Linked DNA regions of Mus musculus: region 2 is linked to region 1. Evidence: chromatin loops called from intact Hi-C (ENCODE). Cell type or tissue: left cerebral cortex. All regions are shown on one strand. Links, peaks and the distances in the headings refer to the core of each region. The heading gives the core; the rest is flanking DNA.

Region 1 (10,691 bases), core at 1,433-9,432:
ATACTCACACATAGACATACATGTAATTACAATTAGATAATTTTTTTAAAAAATAAAAAGGTGTCTTAGTCAGGGTTTCTATTCCTGCACAAACATCATGACCAAGAAGCAAGTTGGGGAGGAAAGGGTTTATTCAGCTTACACTTCCACATAACTGTTCATCACCAAAGGAAGTCAGGACTGGAACTCAAGCAGGTCAGGAAGCAGGAGCTGATGAAGAGGCCATGGGGGGATGTTCTTTACTGGCTTGCCTCCCTTGGCTTGCTCAGCCTGCTCTCTTATAAAACCCAAGACTGCCAGCCCAGAGATGGCACCACCCACAAAGGGACCTCCCTCCTTGATCACTAATTGAGAAAATGCCTTACAGCTGGATCTCATGGAGGCATTTCCCCAACTGAAGCTGTGATAACTCCAGCCTGTGTCAAGTTGATACAAAACCAGCCAGTACAATTGACCCCTTCTCAACTTGACACACAAACACTTCACTAGTAAACCTCAACCCTTACTTTCTTATTCATCCCCAAGATCTAAACAACTTTAAAAGTCCCACAGTCTTTGCAAATTCTTAAAATTCCAATCTCTCTTAAAATCCAAAGTCTTTACAATTAAAAGTCTCTTAACTGTGGGTTCCACTAAAATACTTCCTTCAAGAGGGAAAAGCATCACAGGGCACAGTCACAATGAAAAACAAAATCAAACTCCAACTGTCCAATGTCTGGGATCCATTCACAATCTTCTGGGCTCCTCCAAGGGCTTGGGTCACTTCTTCAGCCCTGTCCTTTGTAGCACACAGTTTTTCCTCTAGGCTCCAGATGCCTGTACTCCACTGCTGCTGCTGTTCTTGGTGGTCATTCATGGTCCTGGCATCTCTAAAACCCTGCATGACCCAGGGCCATCAATTGCAACTGAGGCTGCACCTTCACCTATGGCCTTCCATGGCCTCTCACATTGCTGAGCCTCAGCTGCTCTGCGTGATCTCTTCATGCCTTCAAAACCAGTACCACCTGGGTGACCCTTACACATTACCAAGTCCCAGTGCAGCAGGAGTACAACCTTGGCTATCTCTGGAACACAGCCTCTTTGTGCTTTCAGAAAACACTTCCCAGATGTCACCTCAACGATGCTGGTCTCTTCTTAATCACTGCTAATTTCTTAGCTCCAGCTAACCAGCATCAATAGTCCCAGCAATGCAAAGTTTTCACTTTAGTAGTTCTGGTATCTTGTTAATCCCAGCTGATCCTTCAGCCCCCTCTAACCAGAACCACAGGATCTTCACAATCAAAATAGCAATGGCCCTGAAAAGAGTCTTTAATCTTCCCTCTGAAATTTCACAAGCCAGGCCTTCATCTTCTGCACTGTTTTCAACATTATCTTCCCAGCTCCTATACAACATCCCACAGAGCTTGTAATGCTGATCTTTTAGCCCAAAGTTCCAAAGTCCTTCCACAGTCCTCTCCAAAACATTGTCAGGTTGTCACAGGAATACTCCACTATGGTGGTACCAATTTGTCTTAGTCAGGGTTTCTATTCCTGCACAAACATCATGACCAAGAAGCAAGTTGGGGAGGAAAGGGTTTATTCGGCTTACACTTCCACATTGCTGTTCATCACTGAAAGAAGTCAGGACTGGAACTCAAGAAGGTCAGGAAGCAGGAGCTGATACAGAGGCCATGGAGGGATGTTCTTTACTGACTTGCCTCCCCTGGCTTGCTCAGCCTGCTCTCTTATAGAACCAAGAGTACCAGCCCAGAGATGGCACCACCCACAAGGGGCCCTCCCCCCTTGATCACTAATTGAGAAAATGCCTTATAGCTGGATCTCCTGGAGGCATTTCCCCAACTGAAGCTCCTTTCTCTGTGATAACTCCAGCTGTGTCAGGTTGACACAAAACTAGCCAGTGCAAAAGATAAACCTTAAAAATGATGATCAGCTGTCAGGAAACACTGCTACTTTCTTTTTCAAATTCCTCAAAAACTTTTATATAATTATGTCTGCATGGATTGGACATTCTTCTTTTTGCCTCCCTTATGGAAAATCTGAAGCTAGAAGTAATGTCTATTTTAACTACATGGAGATTCAGAAGGGTGCTATGTTCCTAACCACACACAAATTCATATAGTCTTGCAGTTACTTTGTTTTACAGAGAATCCATTTTCGTGTAAAGTGACTTGTTAGTCACAGTTTCCTTGTCTTCGTGTTGTCAAGGGAAACATTGTAGACATTTGAAAGAAGGCTGTAGGCGATGCTTTCATCCTTGAATCTTTGGAGCATTATAAAAACAAAAGATTACTGAACCTGGAAGGAACCAATCATGAAGTCATTTCAGCTGAGCATTGAGAAAGATTTCCTTTTGGATCATTAAGTTATAGAATAGGAAGACTGCATTCTGGGAGCTGGAGAAAGGTGGGTAATATCTAAACCAAACCAATAACATTTTTACAGTTCCCGTATATCGACAGCAGTTGAATTTAATAGACGTTTCTCATATTCCAAATGCAAAGCATTTTAGACTATGCACCAGGCATTTAAGAAGAAAGCACATAGAATCGATCAAAAATTTAAAACTGCAGTACATTTTTATTTGTTCTTCTTATTCATGAGTACTAGTACTTTTGGGCTAGGGAGTGCTGAAGGTTGAACCAAGGGTCCTGTGCACACCAAGCATATGCTCTACCATTAAACTACACCCTGAAAATCAAGTAAAAAAGGGAAATGTTCACAAAGTGGAATCAATCTACTTCTCCCCTCTCCTGCTCCCTCCCTGAGGCCTTCTCCTATAACTAAGGTCTCTGTGAAGAGGGATGTGGGGCGACCCAGCCAAGCTCAGACCAAAGGCAGCGACTGTTCAACTGTCCCCTTCTCAACCCTTGACTTTGGGCATCCTTTTCATTCTCAGCTCCATCTCTGACTTATCAGACTAGATGACACGGGCCAGCCTTCTAATCCTACGAGATCCCACCCTCCTACCTTCCTGTGGTAAGTGTGGCATCTTCAGAACCAGCCCCTGTACCACTTTCTGGTTTCAGCCCATGAAGGAAAGCACTTTTCTCCTGCCAGCATAGATAAGACAGAAACATACCTAGCTGCTCATAGAGATTTGAGTGATTTTTTTTCTTTCCTAAGCACAACAGGTAAAATTTTGACTAGCCTGCGTTTTTATTTAAAACGACAGAACAATCATTCTAGTCTCTGTAACTGCCATCTTTATGACCACAAGATGTTGTCTAATTGACACATTAAAAATGTACTTGGCCACCTGCCCTGGTGGTGGACACCTGCTCTACGTTTTTGCTTTTAGGGAAATGCCATTTTCTCCTCTGCACTCGTCTGCACAGGCCACTGAGCACAGCATTTTCCATCCCAGTTTTGAGTTACTCAGGGGTTAGAGAGACTCTTTCCATGCAGTTATGAGCAATCACTAGATAATAGGGCCTTGGGCACCATATCCCATTGCTCAAGTGTGGGTAGGAAGAGGGTATGTGCATTAGTCTTCTTGTTGCTGTGGCTAAATGTAGGACAGACAGCAACGTAAGGATACAGTTCATGACGGGGCGGGGTGTGTGAGTGGTGGTAGCAGGAACGTCACATAGCATCTGCCGTCAGCACAGAGCCCAGAGGACATAGGCCAGGCCCCAAGGCTTCCGGGCCTACCTCCAGAGCTCCTTCAAAGAAGCTTGCCTCTCTGAGCCCCAAAGGCTGTGCCCCCAAATGGGGCCAAACATGAGACTGAGGAAGTATCTTATATTCTCTCTACAGTGGCCCATTTTAAGACCTGAACTTGAAGGTTCATGAGACCTCAATGCCAAGGACCTTGAAACTGGATAGACCTTCACTCTAACCTTTCTTTGTGTCCTTCAGTCCAGGAACTACTCCCTGCTATTTTCCTTGACTGAATATACTTGGGCTCATTTGTTTTCTCTGCCACCAAGAACATCTATAAACGGTAGACAAATTGCTAAGAATTATGCTTGTCTATATTATTTTGAATACTCCTGTGACAGAGTATGGTTTCTTAGATATTTTACATAATTTCCCACCAGTGGAATTACTAAATCAAATAGTATCACCATTTCTCTGATTCTTAATATAAATTTCCCAAATGCTTCCTAAGAGGATTATACCAATTTACATTTTATATTATATGTTGCTGAAACGTTACCAAAAATTAGATTCTGTTCAAGAGGGCTTTATATCGGATGAGACATCTCAAGTATTTAAAAGGGGGAACACAGAGTATTTTCAGTTCAAGGTTAAAATGATTTCATTGCATTGTTTATGTGATCTTGTAGAGTTATGGATGAGCTGATTGTGCATTGAACCTAAGTTGGTAAATAGATTGCTTTCTCAGGTCACTTATATCCATGCTGAAAGCTGAACCTTGGCTCTCACCAACTGGTTAACTTGCCCTTGTTACTCAGTGAAGTCACACAGACGATCCTAGGGTTACCTTCCAGCTCAGGAGAGGAGAGCTGACAACTCTGCATCTTTCCGAGCAGAGGAAAGGCTGCACAGGGGCTCAAAGCCTGCATGCCTCTCGCGCCTACCTCAGAGAACGGAATCACCACTGTCTGTTCCTTTAGAACCCCGGGTGGGGTGGAAACTCAGGTGGGAGCCTTAGCTTCACCCATATAGAAACCTTATATGGTTCTATAAGGTGAGGAGTTTAAACTTTCTGAATCTTTCATTTCTGATCTATAAAACTATAGTAATAACAACTGCATTACCACTAATAGGACCTTGCAGAGCACATAGTGATTGCAAATGTGTGAAGTATGCTGTTTAAAGTAGCAAGTACCATTCACGAATATTTCTGCTTGTTTTAAAGTTCGTGAGACACTGGGACTGGAATACCACTTTTCCTTTACCCCTGAGTTCTGAAGCCATCGGGATTCTTTCAGGAGTTCCGTGGAGGAGGGCGGAGCTTCCAGAGACACCGAAGAACATGGCTTTGTTGTGTGGCCCCCAATGGGCTTCCTGCTCTTCATGACCAAACAAGAGGACAGAGTCACCACTCTGTCATAAGCAGAGCTGAACACATAATGTCTCTCTCACCAGAACTTTTACAGCCTGGCGGTAGCTAAGGTTGGATAAAGACAGACTACTTCAAAGAACCAAGCACAGAAGTCAGTGGGACACACTGAGTCAGGCCCTTCTTGCTAAGAGATGATCATATGATGATCTGGGTAAAGCCAGGACCAGTGATATGAAAGGAGACAAGTAGGTTTAGCTTCCTGGAATCCTTCATGGGCTTTTAAGTTGTGGGAGAATAGGGCTCCTTTCCTAATAGTGCAGTCACTGAGTCATTTAGTAATAAGAAAACTCTTAGAAAGATTGTGGGTATTCTAAGTTTCTGGGCTAATATCCACTTATCAGTGAGTGCATATCATGTGTGTTCTTTTGTGATTGGGTTACCTCACTCAGGATGGTATCCTCCAGATCCATCCATTTGCCTAAGAATTTCATAAACTCATTGTTTTTAATAGCTGAGTAGCACTCCATTGTGTAAATGTACCACATTTTCTGTATCCATTCCTCTGTTGAGGGACATCTGGGTTTTTTTCCAGCTTCTGGCTATTATAAGTAAGACTGCTATGAACATAGTGGAGCATGTGTCCTTATTATAGTTGGAACATATGCTGGGTATATGCCCAGGAGAGGTATTGCAGGATCTTCTGGTAGTACTATGTCCAATTTTCTGAGGAACCACCAGACTTATTTCCAGAGTGGTTGTACAAGCTTGCAATCCCACCAGCAGTGGAGGAGTGTTCCTCTTTCTCCACATCCTCGCCAGCATCTGCTGTCACCTGAATTTTTGATTTTAGCCATTTTGACTGATATAAGGTAGAATCTCAGGGTTATTTTGATTTGCATTTCCCTGATGATTAAGGATGTTGAACATTTTTTTCAGGTGCTTCTCGGCCATTCAGTATTCCTCAATTGAGAGTTCTTTGTTTAGCTCTGTACCCCATTTTTTAAAATTTTTTAAATTTCTAAATGATTTTTCTGGATTGCAAAACACATGAAACTCAAGAAGAAGGAAGACCAAAGTATGGATACTTAAGTTCCTTCTTAGAATGGGGAACAAAATACCCATGGACGGAGTTACAGAGACAAAGTTCGGAGCTGAGACAGAAGAAAGGACCATCCAGAGACTGCCCCACCCGGGGACCCATCCCATAAACAACCACCAAACCCAGACACTATTGCATATGCCAAGAAGATTTTGCTGACAGGACCTTGTGAGGCTATGCCAGTGCCTGGCAAATACAGAAGTGGATGCTCACAGTCATCTATAGGATGAAACACAGGGCCCCCAATGAAGGAGGTAGAGAAAGTACCCAAGGAGCTAAAAGGGTCTGCAACCCGAACCAGTACCCTCCAGAGCTTGTGTTTCTAGTTGCATATGTAGCAGATGGCCTAGTAGGCCATCAATGGGAGGAGAGGCCCTTGGTCTTGCAAAGATTATATGCCCTAGTACAGGGGAATGCCAGGGCCAGGAAGCAGGAGTGGGTGGGTTGGGGAGCAGGGCAGGGCGAGGGTATAGGGGGCTTTGGGGATAGCGTTTGAAATGCAAATGAAGAAAATATCTAATTAAAAAAAAAGAAAGATTTCGGGGAGACTTTTGTCAACTTTTCTGCCGCCTACTCGGCCGAGCTGAAGCAGCCATCTGTGACTGCTGCATATGATGCTGTCATTTCTGCACCCACTCCTTAACTCCCATCCTGTGGCCAGAAGACTTTTAAAAATATTATTTAAAAAATTTGAAATATATTTCCTCTTCCATAAAACACAGCACAGTGTCCAAACCCTGTAAATGCAGGCTTGTTTTCTCACCACCTCCTGGCAATGTTTCAGGTTTGCTTTCCTCTGTGGGGTCTCTTCCAGGCGAGAGCGAGAGTGTACATTGTCCTTGTTTGAACAGCATATCCTGGTGGAAGGGCATCAGGAGACAGGAGCTAATTGGAACTTTGTGATTAGCTGTCATGGATGCATGGGCGTGTCGATACTGCTCAATAAAACCAGAACGTCAAGTGTTTCCTCCTGCATACTGATTGCCGAACCGATGTCCCAGCACAGAAAAGCTTACAGACAGATGGTTTCAGAGAGATGCTCTTGGCTCATAAGTAGTTAAAAATCCCTAGCCGCTCCCTCTCTGACGGTTTTGGAGAACTCCTCATTATGGCTGACATGACAGCCATAATAATAGTTTTGCCCTCCAGGATACACAAGCACCTCCCGGTCTCCTCAGTCCCTGCATCAATTACCACTGATCAGTCATCTCTTCCCTGACTCTCAGAGCAATAAGTACAAACTCTCTCTGGTTAGAGGATGTGGGAACTCTACATCCCTGTCCTTGCCCCTTTTACTCCACTGTCCAGGCAAGCCCAGGCCTGATTCTTCACATGCATCATCACGGTGAGCAACAAGGAGGTTATTTGGGGTCACTCTGCCTCCTTCCTTCTCAAACTCTGTTGTTTAACTCTTTTTTTTTAAAAAAAAGAACATTTTGTTTCATTTTGTGATAGGTGTGGTGTAGTGTGTGTGTGTTGTCTATGTGTCTGTGTGGTGTGCTCTGTGTGTGTGTGTAGTGTGTGCATGTGTGTATAGTGTGTGAGTATGTATGTGGTGTGGTGTGTTGTGTGAGTGGTATGTGAATGTGTGTGAGTCTGTGTGAGTGTGTGGTATGTGTGTATAGTGTGTGTGTATGGTGTATGTGTATATGAGTCTGTGTGAGTGTGTGGTGTGTGTGGTATGTGGTGTGTGTGTGGCATGTGTGTGTGAGTGTGTGTCTGTGTGGTGTGATATGTGGTGTGGTCTGTGTGTGTGTGTAGTATGTGCATGTTTGTATAGTGTGTGTATGTGGTGTGGTGTGTGAGTGGTATGTGAATGTGTGTATGAGTCTGTGTGTGGTGTGTGTGTATATGGTGTGTGTGTCTGTGTGTGTGTGGTATGTGGTGTGTATGTGTGTGTGTGTGTGTGTGTGTGTGCATGTATGTATAGTATGTGAATGTTTATGTGGTGTGGTATATGAGTGTGTGTATGTGAGTCTGTGTGACTGTGGGGAGTGTGTGTGTGTGTGTGTGTGTGTGTGTGGTATATGGTATATGTATGTGTGCATGTGTGTGTGGTGTGGTGTGTGTGGGCATGTGTGTGTGATTGTGTGTGCATGTGTGTGTGGTATGTGAGTGTATGTGTGTGAATGTGTGTATGCGTATGGTGTGTGTGTGTGCATACATGTGTGTGTACATGAGGACACTTGTAGGAGAAGAGGCTGTGGGGTCCCCTGAAGCTAGAGTTATGAGAGTTTATGAAGTGCCCTGTGGATGCTAAGAACCAAATACGAGACCTCTGCAAGTGCTCTGAACCATTCAGCCATCTCTCCAGTGCCCACTGTTCAATTTATCCAGTCTAGGTCATTGCCTCTTTTTTTTCCCCAGTAAGTACTTATTTTGGCCAACATTGACTGAAGTCTCCTTGCAACCAAGAACTAATAAAGCGCCAGCTTGCACTGCTGTATGCTGCTTTCAAACTTGTGGAGCTGTGTGGTCTACTCCACCTACAGTTCTTGGTATCGGCTGTCTTTATTTGGGTAACTTCTGTTTGTGTGCATGCCTCATCTCCCCAAATAGAGTGTAGTTTTCTTCAGGCTGTCGGCCATATTCTACCCATCTGTAGGCCCCATGCAGCACCTATCAGTGCCTTTCGCAAAGGAGGTCCACGGCAGACATTTCTTGATTGATTATTCCATTTTCTCTTTTTCACCCCCAACTGTTGCCATCATTTGGAAGAACATCTCCATGGAGGCGCTTACCATCACCTACTGCTGTGCTTCTCTGCTCGGACCAGTACAAAGAGAACCCAGAGAGGCACACTAAAGCCTTTGTTGGTATCAAGGTCTTAGCCTCTAACACCTCATGGCTGTGGGGTCTATGGCTCCATCATTTTCTGTTCCGTGTGCCTACCCTTGCCTTCCTGCAGTGTTAATGGTGCTAGTGGGTCTTAGGAGGGCTGGGGATGGGGCTGAGCTTACTGGGGCAAGGGCTGGTAGTATGAAGTGTTGAGAGCAGTGTCCCTTGAGGTCTTCCTACAGTTTGTAAGAGCTTCCATAAACCAGCTCAGGAGGGCAGGAGATAAAGCGAATGAGTGGTGTCTGGAGCTCAGTACCTTTGCTAGCTTATGAGCTGTTTGTTGTTGAGGCAACAAGTCCCTGAGAAAAAGCTTGCAGGAGGCTGCTCCTGCCGAGACTCCTTGCACGGTTCTCTCCCTTCCCGCTGCTCAGTGCTTGTGGTGGCTGCCTTGTCCCAGACCTCTGGAATCAAGGCTTCTGGCTTTGTGTTTGCTTTGATCCTGAAAAGCAATGTCTTCAGATTACCCTGGACCGGATACATTGTAGCCACTGAGTCAGGCTCCCAGAGTTCGTCATCTGAGCGCAGGCCAAACACTCAGAAAGCAAGTGACCCAATTCAGAATAGGCTCTCTAGAAACGGATATGTGGCTAGGTGTTTACATTTTGGAACTAAAGTTACTTCCACACTGCAGTGAGGCCTCCTGAAGGTGGGGTGGGGTGGAGAGCTGTATTTTGGACAGTCTGCATATCCTCCTAAAGGTCTGAGAAGGTGTTTTATGACACTGTCCCGTCCATGGAGTTCATTTGTTAAGTATGGCTGAATATGGCCAGTCTCTCCCCCCTCCCCCATCTGATCTTGAGCAGATCAGACTTCATTCATTTATGAATTACCCACTTTCTGATACTCAAGTCATGGCATCAGCAACAGCCTGAGAGATATACTCATGTGTGATACAGTCTCAGAAGAGGAAGCCACCACTTCTGTGTGGCCAGCCTCCCCTCTGAAATGACCCTCTTGGCTTTCTATGTGGATGCCCTCAGGAATGCAAGTACCTGAATCCCCAAACCACCTCCTGAAGTACTAAGCATTCTGTCAGTTCAGCAAGCCCCCACCCCCGGGAGCCCCAGTTCCTGTGGTGAACTATGAGAGAGAAATGAGAAGGGTCAGCTTTTCAGATAAACTTTGCCTCTTTGTTTTGCTTTTTAAACAAGCCCATAGTTTCACTGCATAGTTGCTTTGAATCCACTGATAATTTGGGCAATTTCCCTGTAAGTCATTCACAAATAGTTCCCTCTGATGTTGCCCTCAGCTATGCGGCCACGTATCTGTCTATTACTGAGAGCTGTGCTTCTTGAGTATAAATGTTTTATGTGCATTAAGGCTCTTGGCTTACATATCAAGGGGCATTGGACAACGAGATACAGAAGCCTTTGCCTGACGACTCGTGTGTAAAGAATTCACTGGGTTGGGTGAAATACACTGATCTGTCCATTTCCGTGCTCACTTCCAGCAAGGAAGTCACTATCAGCCAAGGAACCGAAAGGTACTGTCTATGCAATTAAAAGAACAGGTTGGCTTTGCTCAATACAGAAACAAAGAAACCATGCAAGAGACACAGTGTTTCTTTAATTAGGAGACTGAGATTCTATTGAAGACACTTTATGATTATTATTTTTTTTTCTTTATGGTGGCAGCTATCCTTGACTCAAGTGGGAAGTGTTGGCCTCTGGCTTTTGCACCTATGCAGAGAAGTGGTTTTGCTATAAACGCTCAAATGGTGCCGGTTCGGAACTCAGGGTTCCAGCTTGCTCCTAACATTCTGGATGGTTTTTAATCCAGGAA
Region 2 (10,691 bases), core at 1,028-9,027, 88 kb before region 1:
TGTGTGTGATGTGTGTGGTTCGTGTGCGTGTGTGTGTGTGTGTGTGTGTGTGTGTGTGTGTGTGATGTGTGTGGTGTGTGCATCTGTGTGTGTGTGGAATGTGCATATGTGTGTGTGTGTGTGTGTGTGATGTGTGTGGTGTGTGCATCTGTGTGTGTGTGGAATGTGCATGTATGTATGTCTGTGTGTGTTTGTGTAGGTGCAGATATCAGTGCTGGGGATTGAACTCAGGACTTTTTTTTTTTTTTTTTTTTTGTTAGGCAATTGCTTTACCACGGGGCTACAACCTAAGCCTAGAGAATTACTTTTTAAAATGCAGCTCAAATGAATGCTTTCACACCGATGGCTCTTTATTTATTGAGCAAAGTGTGAGACCCCCAGAGCCCCCTGCACTTGAGCTACGCCTCTCTTCTCTGAGTTCCTCACTGGGTATCTTTGATGTGGAGAATTTTCTTGTGCATTTTTAAGATCCTATGGTAGAGGCATTGTTAAATTATGAGACAGCTGCCTGATTGGACTCGTATTGGGCTTTAGACACAGCCAGCCGCTTCACTTCGTGCACATGTGCCATGAGCTTGGGTTTTATTATGAGGTAACCTGTTCTGTGGGCTTTCTGTCTGGTCGTCCTAACATTGGATAAATGATTGGCCTAGGTGACTTCTAAATGTCCTTCAACCTGGAGATTCTATTACCCTGAGCAAATTAAATTTCAGCAAGAACGTCCTGAGTGCCATCTTTATAGTGTATGTTATCTCTGAGGAAAAACTGTCTTTGTCTTCAAAGCCCAGGATTTTGCTGGTGAGCTATTAGCTTAGCATGCAGTGGAAAACGGCACAACAATCAGTATGTACCACGGATGCCTGAGCTAGGAAATGTGATGAGAGGGAGAATGTCTCAGAGTCTGTCTGTCTGTCTGTCTGCCTGTGCATGTGCCTCTTTGTGTGTCTCTCTCTGTGTATGGTGTATGTGTGTGTCTCTGTGTGTGGTATCTGTGTGTAGTGTGTATGTCTGGGTGTGTGTGTGACTTTATGTGTCTCTGTGTGTGTGTTATCTGTCTTTGTATGTGCCTCCATGTGTGTGTCTTTCTGTTTTTGTCTCTCTGTCTCTTTCTCTGTGTGGTGTGTGTGTGCGCATGTGTGTGTGTCTGTGTGTCTCTGTGTGTTGTCTGTTTGTCTGTGTATGTCTTTGTGTGTGTGTGTCTTGTGTGTGTGCACCCGTGCGTGCGTGCGTGCGTGCGCACGCATCAGTGAGAGAAAGTCAGAGAATCAGCACAGAGGCCGCACATTCGCAGAAAAGGAGCGCCAGGGAGGCACGGAGCCTGGCACGAATGGAAAGCTCTTTGGTCTTGTTTTGAACCGCCTGGCTGAGTTAACACACTGTAGTAGTTTCACCAACCATGGCATTTTGTTAGCAAGTTCAGCCTGGTGGCAGCATAGTCACCTAGATTTGGCAAGCTTGGATTAACCCAAGGTGTCGTGTTCAATCACTTCTTAATGTCACAGTAGAGGGAGACTTTTTTAATGGGAAAGTCCTCACCCAGACTCTGAGCCACATCTCTGTGCAGCAAACAAGGCGGAGCTGCTGTTTGGGCTCTGTGGTCTGGAGGCTGCTGCAGCCTCTCACTGTCTGAGTCTTGTTTGTGTTTAGCTTACAGGGTCACAGTGAGGCTAAGACTGTCTTGTTGGGTGTACACAGTATTCCCTGATGTCCTTTAAAGTTCTACCATGGTGTTGGAACAATTCAGAGCACACTAATTTTTGTTTCATATCTTCAAGTAATATCAAATATACTTTACCTAAAAAGTTTAAATTTTCTGAAAAATAAAAACATTGACTGTGATCTAAATGAGTTATAGAGAATTTCCAAGGCATGGTTTGTTCTTGAAGCAGATGTAAAGACTCCTCTACAAGTATGAAAACACAAATCCTGAGTGTGTGTGCTGTGCGTGTGACTGTCTGCAGGCAGAGAGCGATTTCAACACTGCCATCCTTCTGTCGAATGCACCAACAGACCTGAAAATGTGCCCGACATGTGGAGAGCTTTTTATATAAGTCTTCAAATTTTCTAAAAATCCACCTTTAAAAATGCTTACCGAGCATGCCAACGTCCTTGCTGGGTGTACTCCTTTTCTGTGCTGGTTTGTTTTTAAGCTGACTGAGAGTGATCATTTAAAAGCAGAGGGAAGTCCCAAGAGCAGAGAAGGGTCAGGAGACAGATCAATAGCTCTGCTTGGAGACAGAGTCGAATGTGTGTGTGTGAAATCTATTCCATAGCATAAGACTAGTTTTAAATTCTATCAAGTGAGAGTGACGGTACAGCTGTGCCCGCTGTCCTCTGCTGTGACAGATACTGGACCCGGAGCCCAGAGGAACTGAGTGCAGCGGTGCGGGCATTATCTGCCTGCCCTGTGATCACCCTGTATCGATCGCCATAGGACCGTGTCTGTAGCTAATTTCATATCTTTCTTGTTTTTTTTAAAGTCACCATCAGAATCACCAATACAAATATGATACTTTCTTTTAGAGTGAGGAATGACTGGGGTAGGGTGAGAATTGAACCAAGGAAAATTAAGTGTCTATAAAAAAAAGTTTCTTTGCTTTTCATCTCATTAATATGTATTTTATTCTTTTCAACAAAGGCAGTGTTTGGCCTGTGGGATGTGCACTGTGGTTTATACTGTTTTCATCCATTCTTTTAAAATTAATTTTATGTTTTTACATGCCTAAGCACACCACACATGAACTAGATGGTGGGATAAGGAGCCCTGGAGAGACTGGGGGTTCATGACAGGACAAAAGGCAGATCCAAGTATCACTTCATTCATGTGGCCGTGCAGGGAACTCGGCACACGGCAAACCCAAGTTTTGCCTTTTGGAACTGTTTGGATTTTTATTTTGTTTTATTTTTTATTTTTTGGTATCGTTGTTGTTTTTAACCTTTTATTGATTCTTTGTGAGTTTCACATCATGTACCCCGTCCTCTCGTATCTACCGTCTGCCCTCACAACACCCCCCCAAAATAAAAAACATAAGCAAATAAACAAAACAAAAATAAAAAGCCCAAATCATAGAAAGCATCTTGTTGCAGAAGCTCCAGTGTGCCCACAGTGTGTCCCTCGGCCCACACATCTCCACGCGTGAGTGTTCATTGCATTGAGTCATTGGTCCGATTCGAGATCTCTGGTTTCCGTGACACCATCAGTACTGGATCCTCACTGGGACTCCTGCCAGTTGCTGTTGCCCTGTGTCATGGAGATCCTGCGGTTTGATCAGCAGGACTGGCCAGCCCTTCCCTGTGCTCCAACAGTCCACAGATGATGTAGATGCTAGGGTGGGCCAACTCAAAGCCCCAGATCTGGGTCATCCATCCAGCTCTCCCTTACCTGTACCACCAGGGCGAGCTCTCCAGCACTGCTCTGGTTGGGTCACCCAATGCCTGAGTAGCAGGAGGCAGGGTCAGCTCTCCTGTTCTCCTGCCCTGGGGACCAGCTTACCCACACCCACGTCTCCAGGGCCAGCTGCACTGTGCTGCCCAGTCAAGGCACAGGGCCCACACTCCCAAGTATCCCAGCCAGTGAGGGGCTGGGCCAGCTCGTCCACCCTCACACACTGTGGGCTAGCTCACCCATGCCTTCCATCAGGGCCAGCTCCACTGTGTTGCCCAGGCAAGGTACAGTACCCCCTCTCCTGAGTGTGACAGCCAAGGATGGGGCAAGGCTAGCTTTCCTGATCTCAGCTGATGGGCGAGTTGGGGAGGGCATCACCCCTTACCCACTCCACCTCGTGAAAGATCGGTAGTGGGGTCAGCTCTCTGGTGCTCACACCCATGGGGCCAGCTCACCTGCACCTGCCCCCTACCAGGGCCACCCAGGTGAGGTGTAGGGCATCTTCTCCTGAGTGCTGCAGCTGGCAAGGGGCAGAGTGAGCTCATCCACTCTCATGACCCGGAGGCCACCTCTCCTGACTGCTGCGGGTGGTGAAGGACCAGGGAGGGCATCACCCCTGCACCCACACCACCTCCCAGCAGAGAAGTGGTGGAGTCAGCTCTCCCACAGTCATGCCCTGAGGACCAGCTTACCCATGCCCCTACTACAAGGGCCAGCTCCACTGTGCTGCCCAGGTGCTGCTGCCAGTGAGAGATCGGGCTAACTCTCCAGAGTCCCTCAGCCTGAAGGGCAGGGCCAGTTCTGCACAGCCCTTGAACATCTATATGGTCCCAGGCAGCTGCCCCAGACCAGGGACATCCCCATGGTCTCTGGTGGTAATAGGAACCATGGACATCGGCAGAGATGTCTGCCACTGCATGGCCACAGACCTGGACATGACCCTCATGGGCAGCATGGGCTGAGACTTCACCATGGACTCAGATGGTTACTGGCTACTCACAACAGACTATTCCATCCCTCCTTCACGTCTCCAGTTCCGTCTCTTTTCATAAGGCTCACACTGTTCCGTTTCTCTTTCTCTCCTGTCTGTCACCACACACTTGTACACTGTAGTGGCTCCCACTACAGGTGGGCCTCCGGGTGACCTCTGTCCACACTGCATGTCATGGCAGCAATGGGCCTCTAGGTGGCATGGTGGCAGGCAGGTCTGTGGGCATTCTCCTCCTGCACCGAGTGGCATGGCCCTGCGTGGTTTGGTGCCAGGCCAGGCCGGTCTCTGTGTCCTCTGCCCTGCCACTCTGTGGTTGGATGGTGGGTCTTTAACTGTCTTTTCTCACCAGCACCTCCAGACATGGCATGGCGGTTGGCAGATCTCTGGATGTGTTCTATTTATTTATTTGTATAGATGGCAGATCTCTGGATGTGTTCTATTTGTTTATTTGTATACATGTTTTGCCTACATGTGTGTAAGCTACCGTGTACCTTGTGCCTTCTCAGGACAGAAAAGGCATCAGATTCATTAGGACAGGAATCAGAGAGAGATGTGAATCACCGGGTGGTTGCTGGGAATTGAACTTAGGTCCTCTGGAAGAACAGCCAGTGCTCTCAACCACTGAGCCGTCTCTCCAGCCTCTGTAATTTATGTTTTATTAGAAGAAAAATGACTTTTCACAGTTGAGGCTGTTGCCTCTGTGGCCATTGTCATCTTCCCTTGGTTCGTTTTTGGCAGATAAAATAACACGAGAAGATATCGAAGGCATTCTGCAGAAGTTTACTGGGAATATAATGCAAGTACCCCCGCTGTAAGTTCAGTTATTGAATTTATGTTTAATTTTATCATCTGTTGGTTAACCCCGAATTAAAATAAAGTGGGCGCTCATTTGCTGGGTTTTAATCTGGTCATTGCATATAAGAAAAAAGAGCTAAGCCCATCCAGCCTGGGTGTAAAGCTTTGGTCCCAAGGAAAAGGTGTGTTTCAGTCTGTGCTGGATGGTAGCACGGCCTGGCCTCTGTACATCCTGCTTCACTGGCTTTTCAAGCTCTATCTATAGACGTCAGGGCAGTGCCAGAGTCCAGAGAATACAGCAGTCTGTTGCTATGCAGGAGCAACAGACTGGTGACTCAGGGTCTCAAGTGCTGCCTGTTTGGCCCCAGGATATCTTACTTTTTAAATAAATCTTTTTATAGATTTATTTATTTATTTTATGGTGAGTGCCCTATCTGCACATACACCTGCCACCAGAAGAGGGCATCAGATCCCAGGAGAGGTGGTTGTGAGCCACCCTGTGGTTGCTGGGAATTGAACTCAGGACCTCTGGAAGAATAGGTAGTGCTCTTAACCATCTCTCTTAGCCATCTCTCCAGCACTTTCCACAGATAGGTTACAGCTTTGTAAGGACGTGAGTGTAGATTACCTCACACCTGTCTCGCTCAGTGCGTTAGAGTATCTGTCTGTAACAAAATGCCGCAGACTAGGAAGCTGTTCCACATGGTTTTGGAGGCTATGTCCAGGGCAAGGCACTGACAGAGTGCTTTGCTGGTGTGTCATTGTGTGGCTGAGGGATGTCCACTGCCATGAGGGCTCTGTTTCTGACCTAGACACTCTCCAAAAAAACCTCTCCCTTTGACACCACCATCTTGGTGACTAGGAGGTGGAAGCACCACTCAGCCACGCCTGTGTGCACATTGCTGTTTGACACAAATGCGTGCGTGCCTACAGGACGCATCAGGATGTGTAACTGATGGTTCTTTTAGAATTTAGATTTCTTCAAGATTTTTCCTCAAATATAAAACGTGTACATTTTTTCAGTAAAATCTACATTAAATGTTTGAATCATTTGTTAAACTAAGTTAAGTATATGTTTCCCGTATATGAACTGCTTTAGCATTCTCTGTGGTTACCCACAAGTTGGTGGTGTTTACCGAGTGAGACATTTTTCAGGGAGAAGCTGTCCCTGAGATGGGGACTAGTGAAGGGAGCTGATGAGGTCATCCCCAGGAACATTAAAGAAAAAGATGGGTGCTGCTCACTGCCTACATCCGTCTCAGAGATGCTTGGGACTTCATCCCGAGATGGGTAGATCGTGAGGAAAGACTAGCTGAATTTCGGGAGTGCTCTCAGTGGGAGGAGCTGCTCATCGCCCTCCGATCCCTGGTGCCTCTGAGGGATGCCTCCCTCAGCCCCTCGCCGTCTCATTCTCATTCTCTCCTTATCGCACAAGCTATTCTGCGCTGAAGAAGGATGGGCAGAGACTCTCAACGCTAATGAAGAAAGGCAAGGTGGTGGAGGCCAGACCGGCCCGGCCCGTGACTGTCCACAGTATCTCCCTCCTGAAGTTCCAGCCTCCGTTCTTCACGCTGGGTAAGAGGTTTGACGGTCTACCCTGCCTGTGTCTTTGTTTTGTGTTTGGCTGATTTTACACAGTTGGAATGGATCTCTATAGTCTTGGATTTTTTTTGTTTGTTTGTTTGTTTGTTTTGTTTTGTTTTTTTCAAGACAGGGTTTCTCTGTATAGCCCTGGCTGTCCTGGAACTCACTTTGTAGACCAGGCTGGCCTCGAACTCAGAAATCCGCCTGCCTCTGCCTCCTGAGTGCTGGGATTAAAGGCATGTGCTATCATGCCCGGCGCTGGAATTTTTTTTGAATGTAAGAAAAGTTGTGGTTTGATTTCCTGAGGTACATGTAACTTCTTACAGGTTCAGGGTAACCCGAGTAGACCGATGCTCGTGTTTGACTATCATCTTACTGTAAACTTGGGATTGAATACTTAGGATCTCTTTAGAGAAATACGTCGAGGATGAGTGTTTTCAAGATTTTAGAGGCTGCCCTCCAGAGATGGCTCAGCAGTTAGGAGCACTAACTGCTCTTCCAAGGACCTGGGTTTGATTCCCAGCACCCTCATGGCGGTTCGCAGCCCTCCATGACTCCAGTCCCAGGGAATTCTATACCCTCTGACCTCTTTGGGAAGGAGATACACAGTCCTCAGACATATGCACAAATAAAGACCACAAATGTAACAATTAAAGTAAATAGAACTCTTACAAAATTACAGTTTTTATCTTACAGATACTTTTTCTTCCATTTTTTATACTTAATATATTTCATTTTAGAGTAAATATTGATCTTTTGAACGAAGCCCTTTTTGTTCATTGGGAATAAGAGGCTATAAAAGCAGACTGATTTCTGTTGGCCGGCCCCTCCGCTGTGAACTGCAAGTTAATTGATGTTAAAGTAGCTAAGACAAAAAGCATGGTTGGACACCTGGTTACAGTTTTAGCTAAGCCTCTCAATTGGAATATGTGATGCATACTTGAAGTCAAATAAAAAGCCAAAATACTTGTTTATACAGTTTTAAAGTTGTACAAGCCTATATAGTTTTTTGTCCTCGGGCTCCTGAAATTGATCCAGTGAATAATTTCACAGTAACGGTGAATAGAATCTCTTTCCCATGGGGTTTCCCAAAGCTATCCTTCCTCCACCATCACAGTGTCTCCTTGTGATACACAGTAAGTTCCTGCAGACGGTGATGCAGTCAAAACCGGGCTCAGTCTTATGTTTCCTGATTCTAAACGACTTGACAAACGAACAAAAACACAAACACCCCAGACCTACCAAGTGGTCCGTTCCATTCACTCCATGAAAACGCAGACTCCACTTTGGCAGAGCCAGTAAAACCTGGAGGATCAGGGTTTCCTGGCTGCCAGTCAGTCAGAGAAGTGCCTCACTGTATTGACCGGAGAGTGTGGAAGAGGGAGTGTACCTGGTTTCTTCTGCAAAGTCGGGTGTCATGCAGGAGTCACCCTCCACGGCACTGTGTGGCTTAGATTTATCTAATGCTTTGGTTATGTTTTTCTCAGAAGTATTTCCGAGGAAACGTGAGCACACAGGACTCTCGGTGTGTGCCTCCGAAGCATAGTTCTTCTCATGGGCAAAGGGAGTTTTGGTTGGTGCTTGGTTATATATGTATGTTTTTTCAAATGTTATAAAATCTGAAAATATTTAAGAAATCTACGGCTCGCAATAGAAAAGCTGAGATTTCTGACCATTTCAAGCACAGTAAATGAACAAAGTGTACAGATCTGAAGATATTCTTTTTAGCATCTCGAGCTCATGAGAGCAGAGCTGGGATTTCTATTTCAAACCTATTAAATGAACAAGGCTGAGGTATTAACGTGGTTCGGCTTGCCAGTTAATTTAAAATGTGTTCCTGACTTTCTGCCTACTCCACACTCAGACTTTTGGATCTCACAAACACATATGCTGCTGGATGAATAATTTATGGCTCAGCATATAAATATTTTATGGCTCAATTGTTTGCATAGCCATTTTTACATGTGTTGAAGAGCGTGGTTTCTATGTAAAGTGGAGCTCTCCGGAGGCCAGCCTCTCACCACAGCACTGCTGACCTTCCAGATGTTGAATGCGGAGGAGGCTTTTACATCCGGAGCCTGGTCAGTGACATCGGCAAAGGTAAGCAGAGAATGAGTTATGAACCATCGTTTAGACGGTCATGCTCCTTTCTGACGGGAGAGGCAAATTTCTGTTTTTCATTTTCCCGAGGACTGGCGGAGGGACTGAGCTGCTGCTTTGAGCTCAGATGCTTGTGGGTTTATAGTGTGCACTTCTGAGTCCCAGTGGCTGCCGGGAGGTGCTGGTAATGGAAGAGGGAGCACGGATGGGGCAGAAGATGAACACAGCGAGAGTGGGTGGGAAGCCTACATCTTTCCAAGTAAAAAGCATTTTAACTCAAAGTAGAGGTCAGAAGAACAAAGAGTTATCCTTGTAAAAATTATTTACATTGATACAAATCATTTAAAAACAAAAAACAAAAACTGGAAGCCATAATCTTACAAACCCAGAAAGTGCCTTCTCTGCCTCTGCTGTCCCCTGATCACATGAGTGGACAGGTCACATTATCCTATTTGCAAGGTAGTGGGAATATTTATGTCCCGGGCTTGCTTCAAATGCCAAGAAAGGAAAACAGGTATAAATTTACATCCCTAAATCATCTTTCCTGCTGAAGCAGTGACTTACCTCAGGCTCTGGGCTCTGGTGCTGGGCTGGCACCCTGGGAGGTCAGAAGTTCTGTTGACTGGAAGACTGTGGATTGTGAACGCCACGCGGCTCATCTTGCGTTTTTCCTTTTGGGTACCGTAGAGCTCTCTTCCTGTGCCAGCGTGCTGGAGCTGACCCGCACCAAACAGGGGCCCTTCACACTTGCACAGCACGCCCTCCCCGAAGACAGGTGGACCATCGATGACATCGAACAGTCCCTCGAGCGCTGCACGTCTCTTCTGCCGGAGGAGCTGACATTTAAAAAACTAAAATCTGACAACTCCAGTGACCAGGTTATAAGCTGTGGATATATAACTCTCAGGGACACAAAGAGAGAAGATGACGCAGTTAAGACACTGTGAGGCCGGCCTGGGAGGATCATTTCCTGGTTGGTGTCTGTCCCGACCAGGAATGCCCATACACCTCTTGAGTTCTTTGCAAGATGTCTTAATGTCTCTGAATGATGGATCTGATTGGATTCAGATAAATAAGTTTTCTGAATTTGATCTTCCCTTAGTCTTTTTCCTATGAAAAAGTTAAACAATATTCTAATGACAGAATCCTGAAGTCTGAGCTGCAGGTTCCACTGGTCTCACAGAAGTGTCAAACTTGCTTTGCTTAGACTCGGGGAGGGGGCGTTCGTTGTTTTGAAATTCTCTGAATACATTTGAAGTGTTCAGTGTCGAGCTGTCCTGTGTGTTTGCAGAGCCTATGGCTGCTGGAAGGTGCTGGTGGGCTGTACTCAGCTGTGACTGTGTTTCTTAAATCCCGGGAATCAATACGTTGTCCTAATACATATCTGTAAATGCACAAACTCCTGCTTTGGCCACTGACAGAATGTAAATAGCGTGAGACGTGATTCATTTCAGATCCTGTATTCAGCAGAGCTCAGCTCCTGTAGCCGTGGACTGTGGCAGCTATTTCTGTGGTCAACCACATGGTATCAAAGTACCAAAAATGTGATTTTCTAGAATATAAACTAAAGAATGTATCTTGAATTAAAATGCTCTCCTGCCTGTTCGTTAGCGCCTCTCTGTGACTGCGGAACCCTGGTCCAGTGACATGGTTTCTGTAGTTATGAAGAATATGATCACATTTTCAAACAGCAGATTTTATGAGTGCTTCATTGTTTTGTTATAGTAATATCTATTCTTTTATTGTGTGTTTTGAGTTCTTGAAGACAAGGAAACTGAGGACACTGGAGAGGCGAAGACACACTGCCTGTCCAGCAGGCACGGAGTGTAGATTCTG

Evidence for each region. Hi-C counts contacts between places; a loop is a spot of excess contacts. Peaks named below come from ENCODE experiments on the same cell type or tissue, not always from the same donor. Only the 100,000 strongest peaks of a DNase experiment are listed, where the experiment ranks them.
Region 2: a loop joins it to region 1, with 2.5 times the contacts of the local background. A loop is called at or near these places in 4 of 42 quality-filtered maps.

What each region holds. Positions count from the first base shown.
Region 1 is chr19:57,565,886-57,576,576 of GRCm38, forward strand. No RefSeq gene overlaps it. Among named protein-coding and RNA genes, the nearest start is that of Atrnl1, 40 kb to the right of the region's middle. In left cerebral cortex, for the core only: no CTCF peak of the experiment used is centred there; DNase peaks (open chromatin) are centred at 2,159, 5,631, 6,706, 6,949 and 3 more places; H3K27ac peaks cover 2,888 bases.
Region 2 is chr19:57,478,467-57,489,157 of GRCm38, forward strand. It overlaps Trub1 (TruB pseudouridine (psi) synthase family member 1), which reads left to right. Exons shown (of 8, transcript NM_028115.3): 5 at 5,115-5,187; 6 at 6,607-6,746; 7 at 8,799-8,855; 8 at 9,543-10,691. The coding sequence ends at 9,802. Among named protein-coding and RNA genes, the nearest start is that of 6720468P15Rik, 25 kb to the right of the region's middle. In left cerebral cortex, for the core only: CTCF peaks have their summits at 4,557 (motif pointing right) and 5,631 (motif pointing right); DNase peaks (open chromatin) are centred at 2,009, 4,562, 8,084, 8,729 and 1 more place; H3K4me3 peaks cover 196 bases; H3K27ac peaks cover 1,852 bases.